Regions from separate parts of the Homo sapiens genome. Here region 1 is linked to region 2. The links are chromatin contacts, found by Hi-C or POLR2A ChIA-PET in ENCODE. All regions are on one chromosome and are shown on one strand. Each heading gives the region's core, a stretch centred on a gene start or an enhancer-like site at or near the end of the contact. The rest is flanking DNA. Distances are from core to core; before and after follow the strand shown.

Region 1 (5,029 bases), core at 1,727-4,226, 37 kb after region 2:
GGTCAGATTAGCCTCTCACATCTCCTGGACTTCCTGGGAGTCTAATATACCATAAAATAAATGACAAAACCCTTACCCTGTCTGCCTTGCCCCCCATTCGGAAATGTGGTTGAAATGGGGACTTCCCCACGCCTCTCAACATCCTGACCTTCAACCATCCTGCCGAGAACTTTCCCTGGAGCCTTTTCTCACCAGCCTCTCCCACTTTTCCGTCAGCTTGCAGAGACCCAGGAGCGCTGGCTGTGGAAGTCAGCTCTGTTCAGGCCCCCCTTCCCACAGACTTGTCCTGGAGGGGTGTTCACCCATCCCCGCCACCAGGGGTCTAAAGCTGACTGTGGCAAAAATCTATATTTTTTTTTCCAAAATAAAGATTTTCTCCTTTGTTTTTATTATTCATTTAGAAAGCCCAGTACAAACCAGAGCCCTGCACCCCCTCTGTGGGTCTATTCCCCCTCTCTATCAGGAACCTGGGCCTCCCGTCCTCCTCCTCCTTCTCCTCCTCTCCTTTTATTTCGGTGGCTCCCTGATTGGAAAAGGCGGCCCCCTTCTTCCTCCCCAGCTCCACAATTGTCACCGCCAATTAGTGCATTGTTAGGATACACAATGGCGTTACTGTAGCCAGTGGAATGGGAGGCCTTTGTGCTTCTCCAACCGGCCGTGGGGACAGTCAAGTTTCATTTAGAGATTTAAAACACAACGCCAGAAGAAAAATGCTATCAGAAAAGCCAAAAGCAAAAAAAAAACAAAAAAAAAAAACACAAAAAAACGGGGTGGCAGGGCAGGGCGGGGGTGGGGGTGGGGGGAGAAGGGGGAAAAAAGCACAAAAAAAAAAAAAAAGAAAAGGAAAAAGGAGAAGGTGAAGATGAAGATGAAGGAAAAGAAAGGCACTGGCAAGCAAACGTTGAAAGGGGAAGAAAAGAAAAATCTGCTATTCAGGAGTTAGCCCGGACTCAAGAAAAGACCCGAGTGGTTGCTGCACACCGAAGTCCCCCTCAGAGCACAAAAAGGGGCTCAAGCTTAACAGTAATTAGTGGTCTGATTGTGCTTGGAACACTGTGTGTCTTTAGAGGATTTTTCCAACTTTTTTTTCAGTCTTCTTCAATAAAGGAGATGGGAGGAGAAAGGTAGGGGATAGGGAGGGAGGGGCCTACAAGCTATATCCCCCCCCACCCCAACAATCAGTGTGGGAGGGGTGCAATTCAGCCTTTCTCTTTGACAGGTAAATTGGATTTTATTCTCTAAAGCTTGTAACTAATTACAGAAGGTCTTTTCTCTAAGAATGTGACATATGGGTGTGTTTTAGAGTCACTGTTTTATTTGTTTCAAGTACTTTTCGAGCAGCCTAGCCCTTTTTGCAGCCCGGAAGATACCCGCAGAGGCCCAGGCCTTTCATCCAGAGCCCATGGGTAGTAGACTTTTTCTGTCAGCAAAACTTTTATGTCTAGGAGATCTTTTCCTATCCGTAAAATTAAGATCCCAGTTTAAATGAGCGATTGACCTGAGAAAGCAGCCTTCTCCTCCGAGCATCTGCACAGATATCCCTTCTGCTGGAAAACACGACTTCTCTCCCAATGTTCTCCCCTCTCTCTTCCTCCCCCAAGATCCCTACAACAATCAGATGTGGCCCCTGCTTGTTAGAGCTCAAGGTACAGGGAACGATCTGTGGGCAAGGGAGCCACCCTGAAGTCAGGCTGATCTCATAAATGGCCAAGTTCATTCTCCCTCTCCCACTTGCCCCCACCATATCCCCACATTTCTAGAAAGTCCAGAATTACCTCACCAACTCAGACTTACAAGCATATTCATACATTTTTCTTTAAAAATTTCTTCCAACAACCTAGCCCAGTGCAGCCCATTCACAACTTATACCTGCTTCACTCTGTTGCTTGTGTTTCTTATTTTCCCTCAAATGCGTTAACTATGCCTCCCCTTTCCCTCTCTCTGGGTCAGACCAGACTCCTAGCTTTTACTTCTTCATTTCTTTTTTACAAATAAGCTAATGGAGCTGGGCACGGTGACTCACACTTGTAATCCCAGCACTTTGGGAGGCCGAGGCAGGCAGATCACCTGAGGTCAGGAGTTCAAGAGCAGCCCGGCCAACATGGTGAAACCCCGACTCTACTAAGAAGTTAAAAATTAGCTGGGCGTGGTGGCGCGTGCCTGTAATCCCAGCTACTCAGTAGGCTAAGGCAGGAGAATTGCTTGAACCCAGGAGGCGGAGGTTGCAGCGAGCCACCACTGCACTCCACTGCCACTCACGCCACTGCACTCCAGCCTGGGCAACAAAGTGAGACTCCATCTCAAAAAACAAAACAAAACAAATAAGCTAATGGAGACGTCCGCTCCTTGCAAGGTTCAAATAAAGTCTCCCTCATCTTAGAAACAAGACAGTCGGAATTTACCCAAGATGGTCTGTCTCACTATTGCACCTCTTCCTTTTTTTTTGAGACAGAGTTTTGCTCTTGTTGCCCAGACTGGAGTGCAATGGTGAGATCTCGGCTCACCGCAAACTCCGCCTCCCGGTTTCAAGCAATTCTCCTGCCTCAGCCTCCCGAGTAGCTGAGATTACAGGCATGTGCCACCACGCCTGGCTAATTTTGTACCCAGGATGACCCATGGTTGTTCCTAGGCACTGACTCCAGCTGGGAGGGGCAGCTGGGGATGGGGCAGCCATCCGGAAATGAGAAGACCAGAGTTCTAATCCACATCCCGTCAACAAGTGACAATGGGCAGGTAGCTCCAGTCCTGGGAGAGCCTGAGTGCGTTCATGTGTAAAAGGCTCGTTATGCACACCTTCAGGCATTGTAATGAGGATTAGGAGAGAGATTTTATCAAAAGGGAGGAGTCCTGGCACTGAATACACACCGGTTTCCCTTTTTGTCTGGTAGTGGAGGAGGGCACGTTCACTTCCTTTTCACCCCTCTCTGCTGTGTTGTGGAATTGCCCTGTGCTCTTGGCAGACACCTCATTGCACACCGGCTCCCTCACCACCACCACTCCCCGCAAAAGGGGCACGTCCTGATTCCACCAGGAAATGAAAAGTGAAACCTTCTGATAATGACCCCTGGAATGTCACAAATATCCAAGTCAGGAAATGCAAATCCAGGGGAGGGGTTATTGAAGCGACAATGATTTAGCTTCCTCTAAATGCTGTATTTCCAGGGCTGGAGAGGAGAGGGGGCATTCTTTGGCTCTCCTTAGATTTACTCTGTTTTCCAAAGAGTTTTGGAAAGTCCAAAGGGTCTTGGAAAACAGAATAAGGGGATTCCTGAAAGAGTTCCTGGCAAGGGGTTTGTGGCAAGTGTGGCATCAGCCCTTCCCACTGTCCCTGCACCATTGGCCTTTGTCCTGTGTGGGTAATGGGAACCCAAAGACTCCAGAGCTTGCAAAGGAGGCACAAGAAATCTCAACAGGAGGCAGCTGGCTGCACGTACACTCTCCAAGCTGGGGCCTGGCATCAAGTTCACCACCTACATAGCTCTCAGAGCCCCAGCGCCTCTCTGTCCCATGGAGAGTGGGACATCCTCCTGTTCTCATCCTCTCTCTCCAGACCATTCCAATCACTTCTGAGCCAGCCTTCCTGCCAGCTTCTTCCGTGCTGCCCCCAACACAGTCTTTGTAAAAATGCAAGCCCGATCTTGCCTTACCCCAGGTTAAGAATCTCTTATGGCTCTGCCACCTTCAGGACACAGCCCAAGCTCCAGAGCATGAATGGGAAAGCCTTTGATAATATGGGCCTACCTTTCTCTTTAACTTCATCTCCTGCCACCAGGATAGCTTGGTTCATGAGCACACAACCTGTGTGCTCACTGGATTTAATGCTCACCTGTCTCCATCTTGAAATTCTGAATAATTTTTGAGCAAAAGGGTCTCCACGTTTGCATTTTGCACAGGCCCTGCAAATGTGGTGGCTGGTCTTGCCATTCTCATTCCTGCTCCACATTCCTCTAACACCAAACTTTTTTTTTTTTTTTTGAGATGGAGTCTTGCTTTGTCGCCAGGCTGTAGTACAGTGGCACGATCTCGGCTCACTGCAACCTCCGACTCCCTGATTCAAGCAATTCTCCTGCCCCAGCCTCCCGAGTAGCTGGGATTACAGGCACGTGCCACAACACCCAGCTAATTTTTGTATTTTTTTTAGTAGAGACGGGGCTTTACCATGTTGGCCAGGATGGTCTCGTTCTCCTGACCTCGTGATCCGCCCAAAGTGCTGGGATTACAGGCGTGAGCCACCCCGCCCGGCCACACCAAACATATTACTGTTCTCCAAAGTGTTCTGCAGTTTCTTCTATTTTGGACATTTCCCCCAGCCTATTAATAAATTTCTTTTTCTTTTTTTTTTTTTTTTGAGATGGAGTCTCGCTCTGTTGCCAGGCTGGAGTGCAGTGGCGCAATCTCGGCTCACTGCAACCTCCGCCTCCTGGGTTCAAGTGATTCTCCTGCCTCAGCCTCCCAAGTAGCTAGGACTACAGGCATGTGCCACCATGCCCAGCTAATTTTTGTATTTATAATAGAGATGGGGTTTCACCACGTTGGCCAGGATGGTCTCGATCTCTTGACCTCATGATCCACCCGCCTTGGCCTCCCAAAGTGCTGGGATTACAGGTGTGAACCACCGCATCCAGGCCCCACATATTAACAAATTTCTAGCCACTCTTTTAAACTGCCCACATATCCCTTTCTTTGAGAATCTTCCTTGATCCCTTTCTCCAAAATATCTATTGCCCCTTGGCAAATGCCCACTTTTCAGCTTATCACAGCTTATTATTATTTATTTCCTACCTCAACTTGAAGGTTATGAACTCCAAGGGACAGAAATTGTGTCTTGCACAGTACTGGGGTTTCTGATGCTTGTTGGAATAACATATAACTAAGTGCTATGTTTAAGAAATAAGTGTTAGTTGAAAGTGTCATTAAGTGTTCATTCCAATGGCCAAACCTGCACTATACATGTAGCATTATTCATGTATACTCACTCTAGCCTCACTAGGGGTCCTGGAGCCACAGTGCAGCTCACCACTGCTGGGAC
Region 2 (4,526 bases), core at 96-2,595:
CTCACTGCAACCTCCACCTCCCGGGTTCAAGCGATTCTCCAGCTTTAGCCCCCTGAGTAGCTGGGATTACAAGTGTGCACCACCATGCCCGGCTAGTTTTTGTATTTTTAGTACAGATGGGGTTTCGCCATGTTGGCCAGGCTGGTCTCGAACTCCTGGCCTCCAGTGATCCGCCCGCCTCGGCCTCCAAAAGTGCCAAGATTACAGGCATGAGCCACCACGCCCAGCCAGTCTGCACACATTTAAAGAATATTTTCTACATCAGTCTTGAGAACAAACATCAGCCTCATGGAAAAGTGCATAGCAGATGAGCTTCTAACAGGGTTTATCCGCTTTTTCATTTTTAAAATCTATTTTGTCAGGTAATCTTACCAAAAAAGGCAGCCTCCCATGAAACTTAGTCCAAGCCCCATTGCTTTCATCCATCTGGCCGGACTTCAGAAATGTCCAGCTTGTCCTGAAGAACATGGAGACTCCTCCCAACACGCTCAACGTTTTGAATTGGTCTTTGTCATTTTGCGTTTCACTGCAATCCATACCACCCTGCTCCTGAGGACCTAAACTTGTTGGGGCATGGACTTTGTTCTTTGCCTTGGCACTTTCTTCCCTTCTTTAAGCCTCATGTACACATGAAGCTTCAAATGCCTAATTGTACTCAAACCATATAAAGGCTTGTTTAAAAAGAAGGAACCTGCTTTATTATAAAATGTGGAACTACTTCTTCCCATAGATGGTGCTGAGATGCCTAATTGTTCTCAGCACAGCTTGAACAATCAGTCCATCAAGAGCTGTGTTTTCTGTTGCCCTGTTGCCCTTAGATTTGCCCCTGGGCACAGTGCATGGAGAAGGCTCCATGGAGGCTGAATGTGGAGATGATTTTGCCTAAAGTTGTCACTTACTTACCTGCCAAAAAAACCATCAAGCCCCAGATGTGTCAGTAACCTTACAAAGACTCTTTCATTTTTCTGAGGAACCAGCTGTAGTTTGTCACTTTTTGAAAGAGACTTTCATGTTAAGTGTTTAGGCAAAATTTTTTGGTGGGGAAGGGGTGGGGATGGAGGCAGGTGGAACAAAACTCCAGAGGAGAAGGGGAGAGAAGCACTGCCCAGAAGCTGGGCTTTCCCCGTGGCTTCCTATTTGCTCGGCCTTTGTTTTTGTGAGTCCTTGCACAAACAGACTAAATACCTGGATTATGCCCTCATCTGGACTCAAATACACATACATTACATACCCTTTTCTCCCTAATCAGCCTGACACATTCCTTTGTTGGTAAATGGTTCCAAAACAAACACTGTCAGGGCACCTAATTAGCAGGTTTGTGGGCTGCGCTTGGCAGTCTTGTTACATCCTGTTCAACAATAGAGAACAACAGCCTTGGCTAGGCCGGTCTTCAGGGAGGGAGTAGCTTCCCCCAATGTATATGCCATTTTTTAATGATATTTCCTTTCTGTGGCTTTTCTTGGGAAGCAGCCACTCAGTGAGTATTGCAGTGAGGTGTGGGATCCTAGAAGCAGCTAAAGGAAACTTCTGCTCCTCTGTAGAGTACCTTTTCAGAGGAGCTGTTTGTTTCTAATCGTTCTTTTCTTTCTCTGGTGTTGAAGAGGAACATTTTGAGGAACTTTCTCAGTGGTTCTCTAATACCAATGGTGGAGGACCAGACTCTCGCTTGTGTTTTAGAATTATAAACTAATAGAGATAGAAGGGACTGTGGGGACCCTTTAGACATTTTGGGGGTGGGAAACTTGAAGCCCAGACAGCTCACATGTCGTGTGCATGGCAGAGGCAGGGTGATGACTCCCCAGATGGAATTTGACCCTTCTTCAGCTCTGACTGCCCACTCTTAAATGTGTTTATTGTGTCAATGACAGTTTTCTTTAATGAAAACTCTTCAGCACAATGCTAGTTTTTCTGGATTTTAAACTTTAGTCAAAGAGTAACTTGGTAAATAACATTTCACCTTGGCCTGGTGGCTTCTGTATTCACATGTCAAAATGTTTCAGAATGTCTGCTAACATAACTGAGACTTCTGTGAAAACCTCAGGGCTGACCTGACCCTTTATGCCATTAAGCCACTTGATAAATATGGTGCATTTATAAACACAGTCCTAGCTGCTGAAGCCACCATTGTGTTTTGAGGCCATTTGGTCACTTGAATAGATGGCTGTCACCTAGACACATTTCTTACCAAGCTTCTAGTTAGGTATCTGGTTAATATTGTATTGATCATCTTAGCTTTAAGCATTTCAGACAGCTTAATTTTTTGCTGTTTAAAGAGGAATTGTTCATCGTTTAACTCATTTTAACTTTCTAACTATAAAACTAATTGATATTTATTATAGAAAATTTGAAAAGTACAGAAAATTAAAGAAAATATTCTCCATTATTTCTCCATTTTTCTACACATATGTATTTTTAAATAGTTAGAATCATATTGAATATATAATTTTATATCCAGCATTTTTTATCACATTGTATCAGAACCAGAAAAATAGTCACATTTAATCTATAAACTTATATTAATGGGTACTTTTAAAGAAAAAAAAAATTTTTTTTTTTTTGAGACAGGATCTGGCTCTGTCATCCAGGCTGGAGTGCAGTGGCACCATCTTGGCTTTCTGCAACCTCTGCCTCCCAGGCTCAAACGATCCTCTCACCTCAGCCTGCCGAGTAGCTGGGACTACAGGTGCTCTCCACCACGCCCAGATAATTTTTGTATTTTTTTTTGTAGAGATGGGGTTTCACCATGTTGCCCAGGCTGGAGGAAAAAAATTTTAATTGGCTCTAAAATCATTAAGATCCATCGAATAAACACAGGCAGGCCAGTCCATAAAAAGATCACTGGGCCAGGCGCAGTGGTTCACGCCTGTAATCCCAGCACTTTGGGAGGCCAAGCCTGGTGGATCATGAGGTCAGGAGTTCAAGACCAGCCTGGCCAATATGGTGAAACCCCATCTCTACTAAAAATACAAAAATTAGCCGGGTGTGGTGGCGGGCGCCTGTAATCCCAGCTACTTGAGAGGCTGAGGCAGAGAACTGCTTAAACCCAGGAGGCGGAAGTTGCAGTGAGCTGAGATTGCACCACTGCACTCCAGCCTGGGCGACAGAGCAAGACCCCATCTCAAAAACAAAAAACAAAAAGATCACTGGACTAGGAACAAAGAAGTCTCGATGTCGTTCCTAGCTACTAATTTGTGTGACCTTTGACAAGCCACCACTCTGCTGGACCTTCATACCAGGCATATGGCACTGTTTTAAGCTTTTATTGACAAAAGGAGTAAGATCTTTGCTTCTGCTCCATTGCTCAGCATTTTGTATTTGTGTTTGATAGTTTGTCATGATGTTTTCCGTAAAGTTGGCTGATTTTTATTCTGTTTACCCAAAGGGATTTAGATACAAATCCAAATTGCAGTTCAGTCCACCGTTTTGAAATAATGTAAGCTCCATGAGGGAATAGACTTTTTATATTTTGCTCACTGCTCCATCTAAGACAACACTTAGTAACTGCTCCATAAATAATTCATGAATGAATAGAGAGTTTGCTTTATTCTGTAATTTCAACTATAATCTGTAGTTATTAACATATTTTCTTTTAAATGGCTTTTAAAGTGATTTCAGGAAATTCATTATTTAAGTAGGCATTACCGAGATATGTGACTTTATTGAGTGATGGCTTACATCCTTATCATATGTTGGAGATGGATGTGTTTTACTGGGTCAGTGGAGACTTTAATGTCAGGAGAGAGATGATGTAAAAAATGTGAGCTTTGCTAAGCTACTCAGGTAATTTCATTTTCAAAACATCTTTTAGGTCGGTTTTTAGCATGTGCTTTTTCTTCCCCATGGGACTGTAAATAAGTAACCTGAACACACAATAGGGAAGAGAAGGAGTATTTACCTTTCCAAACAAAATGTGTTGACTTTTCAGACTGAGCAGTATGTTCTGAAATGAACTGTTTTATGCTTTAGAATTACAAAGGGTACAATAGTATCTTGGTTTTGTCAATACATGTTTGTTATTTTTAAGACTTCTTTCATACAACTAATTATAGGAGTACAGATAGTAATACCTCATTAAATTTGTCTTTTAAAAAATCTTTTTTAAGTATCTAATGTATATTATCACACTTTTACTAAGCCCCTGCAGAATTCTGAATATTTAAACCACTTAACAATGCTACCTCAGGAAACATCTTCACAACTATCTACAGCTACCATTAATAATTATCATTTCAGCTCCTGATGCTTTCAGAGCACTTAAAATAGAGAGAAAGGTGCAGCCCATGTTAACCCTCTGTACAAAATTATACTAGAGCATCGAACCTTTGTAGAGCTAGGGGGAGCTTAGCAATAGTCTGCCCATGTCTCCCACCTCCTTGAAGGCCGGAATCCCCCTCCAAACCACACCTGGAGCTACTGGAAGATCCAGGCTGCTGAATCCCAGAGCAGTACCCTTTCTGCCCTACCCTGTTGTCACAGCAGTAGCCCTGAAATCTGGGGAACCCACAAACCAACCTGGGGGGCAAAGG

What was found. A loop is a pair of places that touch in the nucleus more often than their neighbours do. ChIA-PET counts read pairs that join two places held with the same protein, here RNA polymerase II (POLR2A). Pooled maps may share reads with other maps.
Region 1: a loop to region 2 is called in a map of Calu3, with 9 times the contacts of the local background. The contact joins two enhancer-like sites. A Hi-C loop is called at or near these places in 3 of 168 maps with a recorded cell type or tissue (Caco-2, Calu3 and HepG2), 3 of 37 single-sample maps with no recorded cell type and 8 of 50 pooled maps. POLR2A ChIA-PET finds 5 or more read pairs at or near these places in 10 of 52 experiments (A549, AG04449, BJ and 7 more).

Annotation. Positions count from the first base shown.
Region 1 is chr2:207,808,963-207,813,991 of GRCh38, reverse strand. No RefSeq gene overlaps it. Among named protein-coding and RNA genes, the nearest start is that of FZD5, 42 kb to the right of the region's middle. RefSeq lists a silencer at 2,553-2,847 and an enhancer at 2,166-2,987. Within about 2 kb of position 2,976, at least 9 of the 41 ENCODE cell types and tissues checked have a DNase peak (open chromatin) inside an H3K27ac peak, as active enhancers do.
Region 2 is chr2:207,844,755-207,849,280 of GRCh38, reverse strand. The region is part of intron 7 of PLEKHM3 (pleckstrin homology domain containing M3); the gene reads left to right. Among named protein-coding and RNA genes, the nearest start is that of FZD5, 77 kb to the right of the region's middle. RefSeq lists enhancers at 1-108, 3,782-3,926 and a cis regulatory region at 3,848-3,861. Within about 2 kb of position 1,345, at least 11 of the 41 ENCODE cell types and tissues checked have a DNase peak (open chromatin) inside an H3K27ac peak, as active enhancers do.